Regions from separate parts of the Homo sapiens genome. Here region 2 is linked to region 1. Evidence: chromatin loops called from intact Hi-C (ENCODE). Cell type or tissue: IMR-90. All regions are shown on one strand. Links, peaks and the distances in the headings refer to the core of each region. The heading gives the core; the rest is flanking DNA.

The links. Hi-C counts contacts between places; a loop is a spot of excess contacts. Peaks named below come from ENCODE experiments on the same cell type or tissue, not always from the same donor. Only the 100,000 strongest peaks of a DNase experiment are listed, where the experiment ranks them.
Region 2: a loop joins it to region 1, with 2.3 times the contacts of the local background. A loop is called at or near these places in 1 of 110 quality-filtered maps.

Annotation. Positions count from the first base shown.
Region 1 is chr2:225,096,979-225,104,576 of GRCh38, forward strand. No RefSeq gene overlaps it. Among named protein-coding and RNA genes, the nearest start is that of DOCK10, 58 kb to the left of the region's middle. RefSeq lists enhancers at 3,481-4,680, 6,445-7,598. In IMR-90, for the core only: no CTCF peak of the experiment used is centred there; a DNase peak (open chromatin) is centred at 4,163; H3K27ac peaks cover 1,034 bases.
Region 2 is chr2:224,814,385-224,819,384 of GRCh38, forward strand. DOCK10 (dedicator of cytokinesis 10) reads right to left here. Exons shown (of 56, transcript NM_014689.3): 30 at 2,233-2,329. Among named protein-coding and RNA genes, the nearest start is that of CCDC195, 100 kb to the left of the region's middle. In IMR-90, for the core only: no CTCF peak of the experiment used is centred there; a DNase peak (open chromatin) is centred at 2,627; H3K27ac peaks cover 648 bases.

The DNA of each region.
Region 1 (7,598 bases), core at 1,456-6,455:
ATGGATGGAGTGTGTGACAAGACTTAGTTGGATATTTAAAGAAATAAATAAAACAAAGAAGACAATTTCTAAACTGAAAAAAATTGATAATACTAAGAACTTATTATGTGACAAGGACTATTTTAAGAATTTACTTGATTTAACTCAATTAATCCTCATGTAATCTTATGAGGTATGCAGTATTGCTACCTCCATTTGCTATGTATAAATAGCTTGTTCTATTTTACTGCAGAATAGTATTCAATTGTTTATATGTATCACAGTTTGTTAATCCATTCACCAGCTGTTTCCAATTTGGGGCTATCATGAATAAAACTGCTATAAATATTTACATATGCAGTTCTACAGATCTACATTGATTTAAAAATCCTCGTTGAGGTTTCAAGATCCCAAAAAGGAAAGGAATTCTGGAGAGAAAGTAAAAGGACTTTTAATTAGAAGTCTAGATTTATTTTTAAGTCCTATTAAGATAATTTTTCTGTAGAAATAGATTCAATGCATAGAGCAACAGAAAAGAGCCCTAAAGAGAACTACAGATGTGTAGGAAATTGTTATATAAAGAGAAAGCATAGAAACCAGTGGAGGGAGTGCATGAAATATAAGTATTTGGTTTGATGCAAGCAGTCATTTTTGTTGCAACAGTAAAAAGAAAAATATTATAAATAAACCCACTGTAAACTTCTCCAAAGAGGCTTTTCTGTGAATACGAGTTTTTACTTTCCTTAGGTAAAATTTTAGGAGCATTGAATTTTATGGTAGCTATATGTTTAACTTTATAAGAAATTGACAAACCATTTTTGAAAGTGGCTGTACCATCTGCATTTGCAGCAGTTATGTAGGAGAGCTGGCGCTCTCTTTCCTCACCAGGACTTGTTATTGATGGTTTTTCTTTTTTCTTTCTTGCCACTCCAGTAAGCATGTAGTGATATTTCGTCGTGGTTATAATTTGCATTTCCCTGATGATCAATGATGTTGACTCTGTTTTCATGGTCACATTTATTTACCATCTGTGTGTTTTCTTTAGTGAAGTAATTTGAATTTTTGTCCATTTTAAAAATTGGGTTGTTTTTATTACATTTTGGGACTACTTCATGTAGTCTTATATATAAGACATATATATAGACTACATATTTGTCTTTTCTTGTTTTATGGCTTGTCTTTTTATTCTCTAAACTGTCTTTCTCAGAGCAGAGGTTAAGTATGCTAAAGTCCAATTTATCAATGTTTTCTTTATGAGTCATGGTTTTTGGTATCATATTGAAGCAATCTTTGCCTAATCCATGATTAAAAATATTTTCCACATTTGTATGTTTTAAGTTTTACATTTTGATCTATGATCCGTTTTGAGTTACTTTTCTATAATGCATGAGATGTAAGTCCCTGTTCATTTTCTGCATATGGATATCCAATTGTACCCACACTACTTGTTGGAAAGACTATGCTTCTTTCATTAAATTCTTCCATTAAATTTCCTCTTTGTCAAAATAAATTGGCTCTATATGCGTAGACTCTATTTCTGGATTCCTTCTTCTGCTCCAAGGATCTCTGCGCCTAGCCTTTTATCATCACACTGTCTGACAGGATGAGTCTTCTGATGTTCTTTAAAAAAATGTTTTAGCCATTCTAGTTTTTTTTTTTTTTTTTTTGCCATTTCATAAAAAATTTAGAATCAGGCTGGATGCGGTGGTTCACGCCTGTAATCCCAGCACCTTGGGAGGCTGAGGCAGGCAGATCACAAGGTCAAGAGACCGAGACCATCCTGGCCAACATGGTGAAACCCCGTCTCTAGTGAAAATAACAAAAATTAGCCGGGCGTGGTGGCACGCGCCTGTAATCCCAGCTACTTGGGAGGCTGAGGCAGGAGAATTGCTTGAACCTGGGAGGCAGAGGTTGCAGTGAACCGACACTGTGCCACCTCACTCCATCTAAAAAAAAAAAAAAGCACAAGAAAAAGAATTAGAATCAGGCTTCTGAATTTACAAAAAAAGATTTACAATTTTGATTGGGTTTACATTGAATCTATAATTAATTTGGGGAAAACTGACAATGGTATTGAGTCTCTATTACTTGACTTTTTTTCTTTCCTCCATCATTTGTGGTTGTCAGCATAGAGATCCTGCATAATTTTTGTTAAGTTCACTTTGTGTTTTTGGTGTCATTGCAAATGTAACTTTAAAAAAGTTTCAATTCTCAGTTCTTCACTGTTACTATATAGAAATACAGTAGATGTCTGTATGTCTCAAACCTCTCTAGAGTCAATTATTAGTTTAAGCAACTATTTCTGTAGGCGATCTCTCTTTTTCTCTCCTTACCTTCCTCCCTCTTTCTTTCCTTCCTTTCTTGCCTCATTTTTGGTGCGATAACTTTCAATATGATGTTTAATAGGAGTGGTGAATATGAACTTCCATACTTCATTCCTAATCTTAGAGGAAACATGGCAGTCTTTTACCATTACAAATGATGTTATCTGTAAATGTTTTGCAGATATATTTATCAGATTAAGGCCGTTCACTTCTATACGTACTTAGCTGAGACTTTTGAACATGAATGGATGTTGAATTTTATTAATGTGTATTGACAATACATATTATATTAAATGCTTTTAGAATATTGAGGACACTTGTATTTATTTTCATGAAGCATAGTAGTCTGTGGTTTTCTTTTCTTGTAATTTCTTAATCTGGTTTTGGAATTGAGGTAATCCTGGATTAACAAAATTAGTTAGGAAATGTTCCCTCTTCCTCTGTAATCTGGAAGATTCCATGTAAAAGAAGTATTATTTCTTACTTAAGTGAGTGTGCTGGATCTAGTTATGTTAATTTTGTATTTGACTTGCTTAGGTTTTCCCAAGATTCTTAAAACTGGGACTACTGTCTTTCATTAATTTTGGAACATTATTGGTCATTATACATTAAAATGCTTTTTCTACTCAATTCTCTATCTCTTTGACTTTTGGAACTCCAATAATGCATACATTAGACTGTGCACCATTGTTCCATAGCTCTTTGATCCTGTTATTTTCTTGACTTTTTGTATGTGTGTTTCTTGTCTTCAAGTTCACTGATTCTTTCCTGTGCTGTATCCAGTCTACTGATAAGCCCAACTAAGCAATTTTTATCTCTAATGTCTTATCTTTCATTTTAGCATTTTCATTTGTCATTTTCTTACAGTTTCTCTTGTAAGTTCCCCCATTTGTTCATACATGTACACCATCTTTTTTTTTCACTAAACTCCTTAGCATTTTTTACTGTAGTTTTTAAAATTATTAGTATGATATATACAAAATCTCGCTCTCTGGTTGTCTTTATATCTTTATTGTTTGACAATGGCTGTGTGTGTATGTGTCATATTTTTGGAGAATGCCAAACATTCTGTGTAAAAGAACCCTACAGACAGAAGTAAATAATAGTTACTCCTGGAAATGAGCATGTTTGTCAGTTTTGTCTATTGTTTAGCTGTGCCTGGGTTTTCTTGTCACTATAGCTACTTTGAGTATGCACATATTTCAAATTCCTCTTGTAATGGACTGCAGCTACCTTGTGCTTAGTATGAACACTGGAGTATCGGAGTATGTTTCCATGTCCTTTTAGCAGATCATACACAGCTGTACTATAGAGAGGGTCCCTCTCTGTACTCCTGCCTTCTCCCACCAGTACACTGTTCTTGTTTATTACTTGGTACAAGACTCATGTTAGGACAGAGCGATTGTCTTATTTCTCCTGCTGAATTAGACTCCGTGTTATTTGAGCCACAGGAAATAGATATTTTTGCATTTCTGACTTTTCCTACCATGGGAACAAAACTTTATTTATAACAGTAGAGTCTTGGTATGAGCATATTTTCTCCTTTTCTCCATTGGCTTCTCCCTTTTTCTGCCTTGCTCTGTCTGAGGAAGGATAGTTCCTCAGTTCCTGTGTCCTATCTGTCTCTCCCCAGAAGGGCTTGGACATTTCAGCATTCAGTTCATCCAGTTGCCTTGAGATGTCAGCTCTCAGATAGGCTTCCAGAAAGGTTTAGGATCTGTGGATTATGCAGCTTTTTCTTGCTGCTAGTGTGGGAGGGACCATTTCTTGGAATTTTCTGTATTCTGTGAACCCAGGCAGGATTTTAACCAAAAATTGGTACATATTTGGTGATGGAAGAGGAGGAAGGGGATGAATCAGCTAAAATACTCCTCTGCTAAGTAAATGACTAAGGATGATGCTTACAATTGATGACTCACCAGACTGCAATGAAGGTAAATAATATAATAATGTTAGAAGATTTGTAAGTGGTTGCCTCTGAGAAGGAAAGTGGTGGTCGTAAACTACTGAGGAGTAAACCAGTATGGAAGAGAAGCAAGTAACTTCTTTTACGTTTCAAGCTTTTGGCGTTACTTTTTGCATGCCTTATAGGTGTTATTTTGACCAGAATTACTTTTTTAAAATTTATTAAATTTTTTTTTACAGTTGAGGAAACATCTTTTTTCTTTTTAAACTGGGAGGAATTTTGTTGCTTTAGAGAAAAAGAAAAAAATCATAGTCAAATGTAGAACATCCAAGTGATACAAAAACATTCAAAAAGAAAGGAAAAAAACACAAAAAAGAAAAAAAACCCCACAAATATCCATTACTTAGAATCAATTATGGTCAACATCTTGTAATAATCTTTCTAGAAATTCTCCACACAATTACAATTGGATGAATAAATAGATTGAGAAGTTATATATATTATGTTATAGTTTTCCGTTAAAAAATGGTATGTATTTTCTTAATCCAGTCTATCATTGTTGGACATTTGGGTTGGTTTACTATGCAGCCATAAAAAAGGATAAGTTCATGTCCTTTGTAGGGACATGGATGAAGCTGGAAACCATCATTCTGAGCAAACTATCACAAGGACAGAAAACCAAACACTGCATGTTCTCACTCATAGGTGGGAATTGAACAATGAGATCACCTGGACACAGGGCAGGGAACATCACACACCGGGGCCTGACGTGGGGTGGGGGTAGTGGGGAGGGATAGCATTAGGAGAAATACCTAATGTAAATGATGAGTTAATGGGTGCAGCACACCAACATGGCACATGTATACATATGTAACAAACCTGCACGTTGTGCACATGTACCCTAGAATTTAAAGTATAATACAAAAAGGTATGTATTAAAAACCAATGAATATACTAATTTACTTATTAACCCATAGTTTATTATTATTTTATTTATTTTATTTTTTTTTGAGACAGAGTTTTGCTTTGGTTGCCCAAGCTGGAGTGCAATGGCACGATCTCGGCTCACTGCAACCTCCGCCTCCCGGGTTCAAGCGATTCTCCTGCTCAGCTTCCCGAGTAGCTAGGAGTACAGGCATGCACCACCATGCCCAGTTAATTTTGTAGTTTTAATAGAGACTGGGTTTCTCCATGTTGGTCAGGCTGGTCTCGAACTCCTGACCTTAGGTGATCTGCCCACCTCGGCCTCCCAAAGTGCTGGGATTACAGATGTGAGCCACCGCGCCCTGCCCATAGTTTATTATTATACAGAAATTAAAAATGCAACCCAGAGGGGTTCGAATTTTTCCCTTAAACACCACAACTAATTTATGACAGAGTCAGGACTAGTATTCAGATTTTTTGACAGTAACGTCTGTGTTTTTTCCAACTCAGTAGGTTGTTTATTATTTGGGTTTTTGACACTACTGGCTTTTTGCAAGCTATTATAATGAATTCTCACTAGTTTTGCAAGATATATTTTCTTGAGTCATATCTGGCTTTGCCACCTAATTAACCTTTAACTATATTTGATAATTTTAAGTAAGAGAAAAATGTTCTTACTGCAGACAAGGATCCAAAAAAGAAGGATTTTAAAGGTCAGACTATTGTTGTGAATCCAGAATCTGTGCATAAATAGATTTTTTAAGTAATGGAGCGAACAGTGATCCCAAACAAGCTAGATTCAAATTCATATTTATTCAAACATTTTTACAGTGACTTTGATAAGTAAAAGTGTCTATACATTTACCAATTAGTGGCTATCAACTGGGGGAAAGCATTTCAAAGAAACTTTAAAATCTTAAATATTTTTTAAAAGTCTGTAGAAGGGCTTCTTTAAGCATTCTGACCATGAATAGTTCTAATCATCTAAGTTATAATTAATATATGTATTTCCCAAGAGAATAAAATTGAAAAAGGCTTTCCTCTTTTTAATTTTTCTTCTTAAATTTTCATAGCAATATACTGACAGATAGTAATAGAACTTCCACTTCACCTTCAATTTGAAAGGCTTAACTATATTAGATATCGATATGGACAAAAGTGTTGATTATTCATTTATTGTTCATTATTATCTCAAAGTGTTCTTCTTGTATGCTGTCATTCATTTAAAAATTGAGGAAAGAACAATTGCAATGCTGTGTTAAGATATTTTGAGGAAGAAATGCCCTCAGATATTTTTATTGTACATCTTGATGGTTTTGGTCTATTGAAACCATCTTCCATTATTTCAAACAAAATTATAACATCATCTATAATTGGAAGTGTTCTTACTCTCACTCCACATTTTACATCTTGATTAGGAGTTTAAAGAACAGGGCCTGATTATGATGGTAACATCCAGCCATCTGCAAGTCAAAGGAAAATCCATTCTAAATTGTAAGTAGTGTGGGAAAGCCCAAAGAAGATCTAGGTTTTTTCCATGCTGGATCTCAATGCTCTTTTTGCACTCCAAATAATTTCTTATAAATTTTTATGACCTCTGGATTCTTTTCATTTGCAGATGCCTTATTGGGTGATTCAGCACAAGTATGATGATACTTTCTTTTGGAAGTTTTGGAGATTTAATCATTTCAGATGTAGACGGTCAGTTCTAGGTAGGGTGACCAACTGGTCCCAGTTGGCTCAAGAGTGTCTTGATTTTAAACCTGGAAGTCTTGCATCATGGAAACCCACTAAGTCCCTGGTGAACTGGGATGTTTGGTCACCCTACTTTGAGGTGGCAGGAGCTCATTTTTATACGGAATGTCTAGCATGCTTAGTAAAATTAGAATAGAATTTTGTTAAGGCTGTGTTTCTGATGACTCATTTTACAAATATACAGTTGACCCTGGAATAATACTGTGTGGGTTCAATTATATGTGAATTTTCTTCTGCCTTTATCACCCTTGAGACAACAAGACCAACCCCTCCTCTTCCTATTCAGCCTCCTCAACATGAAGATGATGAGGATGAAGACGTTTGTGATGATCTTTCACTTGATGAATAGTAAATGTGATGTATTTTCTCTTCCTTATGATTTTCCTTATAATATTTTCTGTAGCTTACTTTATTGTAAGAAAACAGTATATAATACATACAACATATAAAATATGTGTTAGTCTACTGTTTATGTTATTGGTATGGCTTCTGGTCAACAGTAGGCTATTGATAGTTAAGCTTTTAGGGAGTCAAAAGTTATATAGGATGCTTTTTGACTGTGTCAGAGATTGGCACTCTTAGCCTCCATGGCATTGGAACATGGGTTAACTGTACTTAGCAACTATGTGAATGAATGGATCTTTCCCCAAAATATCACCTTTCCCCTGCCCACTGGCCAAAGATTATGGATACTTCCTTTGTTACACAAT
Region 2 (5,000 bases), core at 1-5,000, 280 kb before region 1:
AAGTTCAGATATATACATATACATACTCAGATACATATGTATTCATTATGTGTAGTTTATACTGAACAATTAAACTATATTATTTAAAAATGTGAGTCTTCAGTATTGCCAGTTTTCAAGGAGAATGTCTTAGGTTATTTGTTTCCTTTTTTTTTGAAACAGAATCTGGCTCTGTCGCTCAGGCTGGAGTGCAGTAGCACAATCTTGGCTGACTGCAACCTCTGCCTCCTGGATTCAAGCGATTTTCCTGCCTCAGTCTCCCAAGTAGCTGGGATTACAGGTGCCCGCCACTGCACCTGGCTGATTTTTGTATTTTTAGTAGAGATGGGGTTTTGCCATGTTGGCTAGGCTGGTCTCAAACTCCTGACCTCAGGTGATCTGCCTGCCTTGACCTCCCAAAGTGCTGGGATTACAGGCATGAGCCACCACCCTCAGCCTATTTGTTTTCTTAAAAAAGAGGGTCATGAGCAGAATTATTCTAATTGTTAGCTTTCTACTTGAGCATCTATTTTTCTATCAGAATTTTGCCTGCTATGAAACATATTTTTATGTTCATTATTTATAGTATCAGATCTACAAAGAGACTGTCAGGCTTTTCTCTGAGCTACTGACTAATAGTAAGTAATATAGTTTGACTCTGTGTCCCCACCCAAATTTCATCTTGAATTGTAATCCACACACGTTAGGGGAGGTACCTGGTGGGAGGTGATTTGATCATGGGGACAGTTTCCCCCGTGCTGTTCTCATGACAGTAAGTGAGTTCTCTTGAGAGCCGATGGTTTTAAAGTGTGGCACTTCCTGCTCTCTCCCTTTCTCTCTCCTGCCGCCATGTGAAGAAGGTCCTTACTTCCCCTTCACCTTCTGCCTTGATTGTAAGTTTCCTGAGGGCTCCCCAGCCATATGGCACTGTGAGTCAATTCAACCTCTTTTTTTCATAAATTACCTAGTCTTAGGTAGTTCTTTATAGCAGTGTGACAATGGACTAAGACAGTAAGCAACTGAAATAAAAATGACCAAATAAAGATTTGGTCCTCTTGAATATCTCAATCAGCCTGGCTAACCAATAATAACTTGGCAGTAATTTATAAAACAAAAATACATTCAGAACAACGTAAACACCTTAAAGTGTTATTATCTAATATGCCATTTCTACCCTATTTTCTATGAAATATGCTTCATAAATTAGAAAAAATTGGAATAATATTATATAGATTATATTTAAGATTAAAATGGCAAAACTTTTATAGGCTTGATAATGTAATTTTCCCTCCAGAATACTAGTGTAAGCTAATAGGTTAAGGAAGTATAATGAGGCTCTTTACCAATCTTAGTGTTTGTGTTCATGAATATCAAAGCAAATATGCCTCTCAGCTGGGTGTGGCGGCTCACACCTGTAATCCCAGCACTTTCAGAGGCCGACGTAGGCGGATCACCTGAGGTCAGGAGTTGGAGACCAGCCTGGCCAACATGGTGAAACCTCTTCTCTACTAAAAATACCAAAATTAGCCAGGTGTGGTGGCACACACCTGTAGTCCCAGCTACTCAGGCTGAGGTGGGAGAATCCCTCAAACCTGGGAGGCAGAGGTTGCAGCGAGCCAAGATCATGCCACTGTACTCCCAGCCTGGGTGACAGAGTGAGACTCTACCTCAAAAACAAAACAACCCCCTCCCCCGCAAGAAAAAAACTGTACCTCATAAATAGTTTACTCATTGGTTGGTAATAAAGTATTTCATGCTCCTAAATAATTTTATTATTTTATTTGCATCTTGATATTTGATTAGTTTTTGATGTCTACATGGGTAATACTCTCTACCATAATACATATATATTTATATATATAATATTTATAAATTATATATATAGTACTTTTCCTCCCTATAATTTTATGTCTCAAAATGAAAGGAAAGCTGTCTTTTGGAGCCCGTAAAGTGCCTCTAGGTTCAAATTATTTGATTAACAATCATCGGGTTTATAATTTTGTTGGCCTTCTCTTTAATAAAAAGGGAAACAGACAAAAATTGAGGAATATGAAGCCATATTCATCACCACATGCCAACAACTTCTTTTGCATTTTAATTTAATTCTGATTACCTGGGTCTGATACCCATGTGACAGCTTCAAACAAAATTATGACTGAAGAAACAGGAAAATAATAATAAACAAAAGGTAAAACGAACAAACAAAAGCATTCACTTTGCAGGAACTGAGGAAAATTCTGGGAATTTTATTACCTGGAATGTTTGCTGATCTTATGGGCAGACACAAAGGGATAAAGTGTTCATGTTGACATACTTCTTGAAGAAAATCAAATTTATACTGGCACAAGGTCTGAAAGAGAGGCAAACTAAATGACTATGACTTACAGACCAAGAAACTGAATAAAAACAAACAAACAAAATCTGCACTTGAATCTTATCCCTAAAAAGAAAAAGTAGTTACCATACACTTGTCGGACCACTAGGTAATTAAGTTGAAAGGATTTTGTCCCCTCCGAACTGCAGTTAAGCTCCCTACTTTTGGAGACTGGTCAAGGCCTCTTCAGGAAATAATCCCATTTGTAACCTACATGTAGCTTCTATGAGATAAGATCCTACTGAGTCATATTTTTTAGCTTCTTTTAGCATGAATCATGACACATTTATTCTGAAAAAAATTCCTGCTGTAACACATGCACAGAATTCTCTCAAAAACTACACTCAGATAATGAAACAGACTTCTACAATGAGCTCCTACCATCCAGAGCTAAGGAAGACAATGGTGTGTATCACGTAAAATTAGAGTGAAACCCTGTATGCCACATGTTCTCATAGTACATTAATTAATTCGTCTTTCCTCCCTGCCCTTGCAAATAGGTCTGTCTTTGCAATAATGTTTGAGTTAGATGGAGAGAAATGGAGTCCAGGCACGGTCAAAGTAACACAGGAGTCAAGAACAGCCACATCAGTAGGAAAAATAAGCATGTTCCTGACTGCTCTATTTTTACTCTCATGCATGCTAAGTAACCATGTTTTAAGACTAAGTTCGATGATCATCATTATATTCACTAATCTCAGCTCACAAAATAAAATATATCCCATTTACTCAGATATTTTAGAATTATATCTTGTGGCAACTTTAGTTAATAATTTAAAATACTGCCATTTCAAAAAGGATAATATTTGACTTAAACCTTTGTACATCAAAGTGAACAGGAGCATTATTAAATTATATGTTAACTATTTTACATTGAGAACATTCTGTTTGGTCTTTGAAAATACATAATTTAGGTCTGCTGCAATTAAATGGATATTCTGCAAATTTCATGCATGACAGGAGCACAAATGAAGAATATACTTTCAAAAAAAATTGAGAGAGAGAATTGGATTTTCAAAACCAGATGACATAAAATCATGTAACTCCTCTGGTCAAAATCTCCACTGCACCCCATCTCCCAAAAATAATGTTTAAGCAACTAAGCATGACGTGAAAGGCTGTAAGAATCTCATGATTTATTTTTGGCTGGTCTAAATCCATTGTTCTTTTCAAATACCTAGATAATTTCCCCTTGAGGACTGGCCTCCTTCACAGTGGGTAAAGGTTAACAGAGAATTATTAATTCATATGCCCTGTCTTCTCTCCTTAAGAGGCAAGCATGTGACCCAAAGCAGGTTGCTCACACACTTCCTCTATGGAAGGTGAATCTGAAGCAGTGTTGGGGGGAGAAAATGGCTTCAGTTGATTCATTTAAGCAGATGCAGCAGCACCTCGGCCAAATGGTTCTTCATTTGCAATTACTGTCAGGCCCCACGTAACGTTTTGGTGAAAGACAGACCATATATACAATGGTGGTTCCATACAATGAGAACAGAGCTATGTAATGGAGTAGGATATATACTAGCTGGGTTTGTGTAAGTACACTCTATGATAGTCACACAGTGACGAAATTGCCTAACAATGCTTTTCTCAGTATGTGTCTCTGTCGTTAAGTGACGCATGACTGTATTCCTTGTGCTTGAAAAGGCCTGGCCCCTGCCTTTTTTTTTTTTTTTTTTGAGACGGAGTCTTGCTCCGTCGCCCAGGTTGGAATGCAGTGGCGCGATCTCGGCTCACTGCAAGCTCGACTCCCGGGTTCACCCCATTCTCCTGCCTCAGCATCCTGAGTAGCTGGAGCTACAGGTGCCCGCAACCACGCCCGGCTAATTTTTTTGTATTTTTAGTAGAGACAGGGTTTCACCGTGTTAGCCAGGATGGTCTCGATTTCCTGACCTCGTGATCCGCCCACCTCGGCCTCCCAAAGTGCTGGGATTACAGGCGTGAGCCACCGCGCCCTGCCAGCCCCTGCTCTTTTCAAAGCCTGCTTCTGCAGCTGCTTCATCAATGCTATTTACTCCCAATTATCTTTCCAATCAATTCCCTTTTGCTCAAATTGGAGTCAGTTTCTGTTGCTTTCAACCCAAAGAACAGTTAACTGATCCAGCTTTCATCATCTGGCCCATTTCCAGTCTTAGTTCCCTCCAGCATATGCCATAACCATAGCTCAGTGGTTCTCAAACCTGAGAGTGCAAAACAATCACCTAGAGGTCCTGTTAAAACAAATTTCTGGGCTCCATTAGCAGCAGTTCAGTTCCCAAGTGATGCTACCTCTCTGGTCTAGGAACCACTGCTCTAGAGTTCTCTTTACATCTCCCCAGCGTATACCCCTATTTGGGTAGGGTATTCAACTGTCCCATTTTGCCCAGGACTTAAAGGTTTCCAGGGAAGTAGGACTTTCAGTGCTGAAACCAAGCCAGTCTAGGGCAAACTGGACTGTAGGAATTGTAGCTGCAAAGAGCCATTCTCTTCACCACCCACAGGAAATAGAAATGAAATGTAAACACTTTCATTCCACTCTCCTTTGTCCCCATTAAGGAAGGACTTGGTAGGCACACTCAGCAGATGAAACATTAAAAGGCTGCCTCTCCTTGGCATAGAAATCACTTTCTGATACAGAGAATGGACTTAAGCAGGTATCCACAGAGAC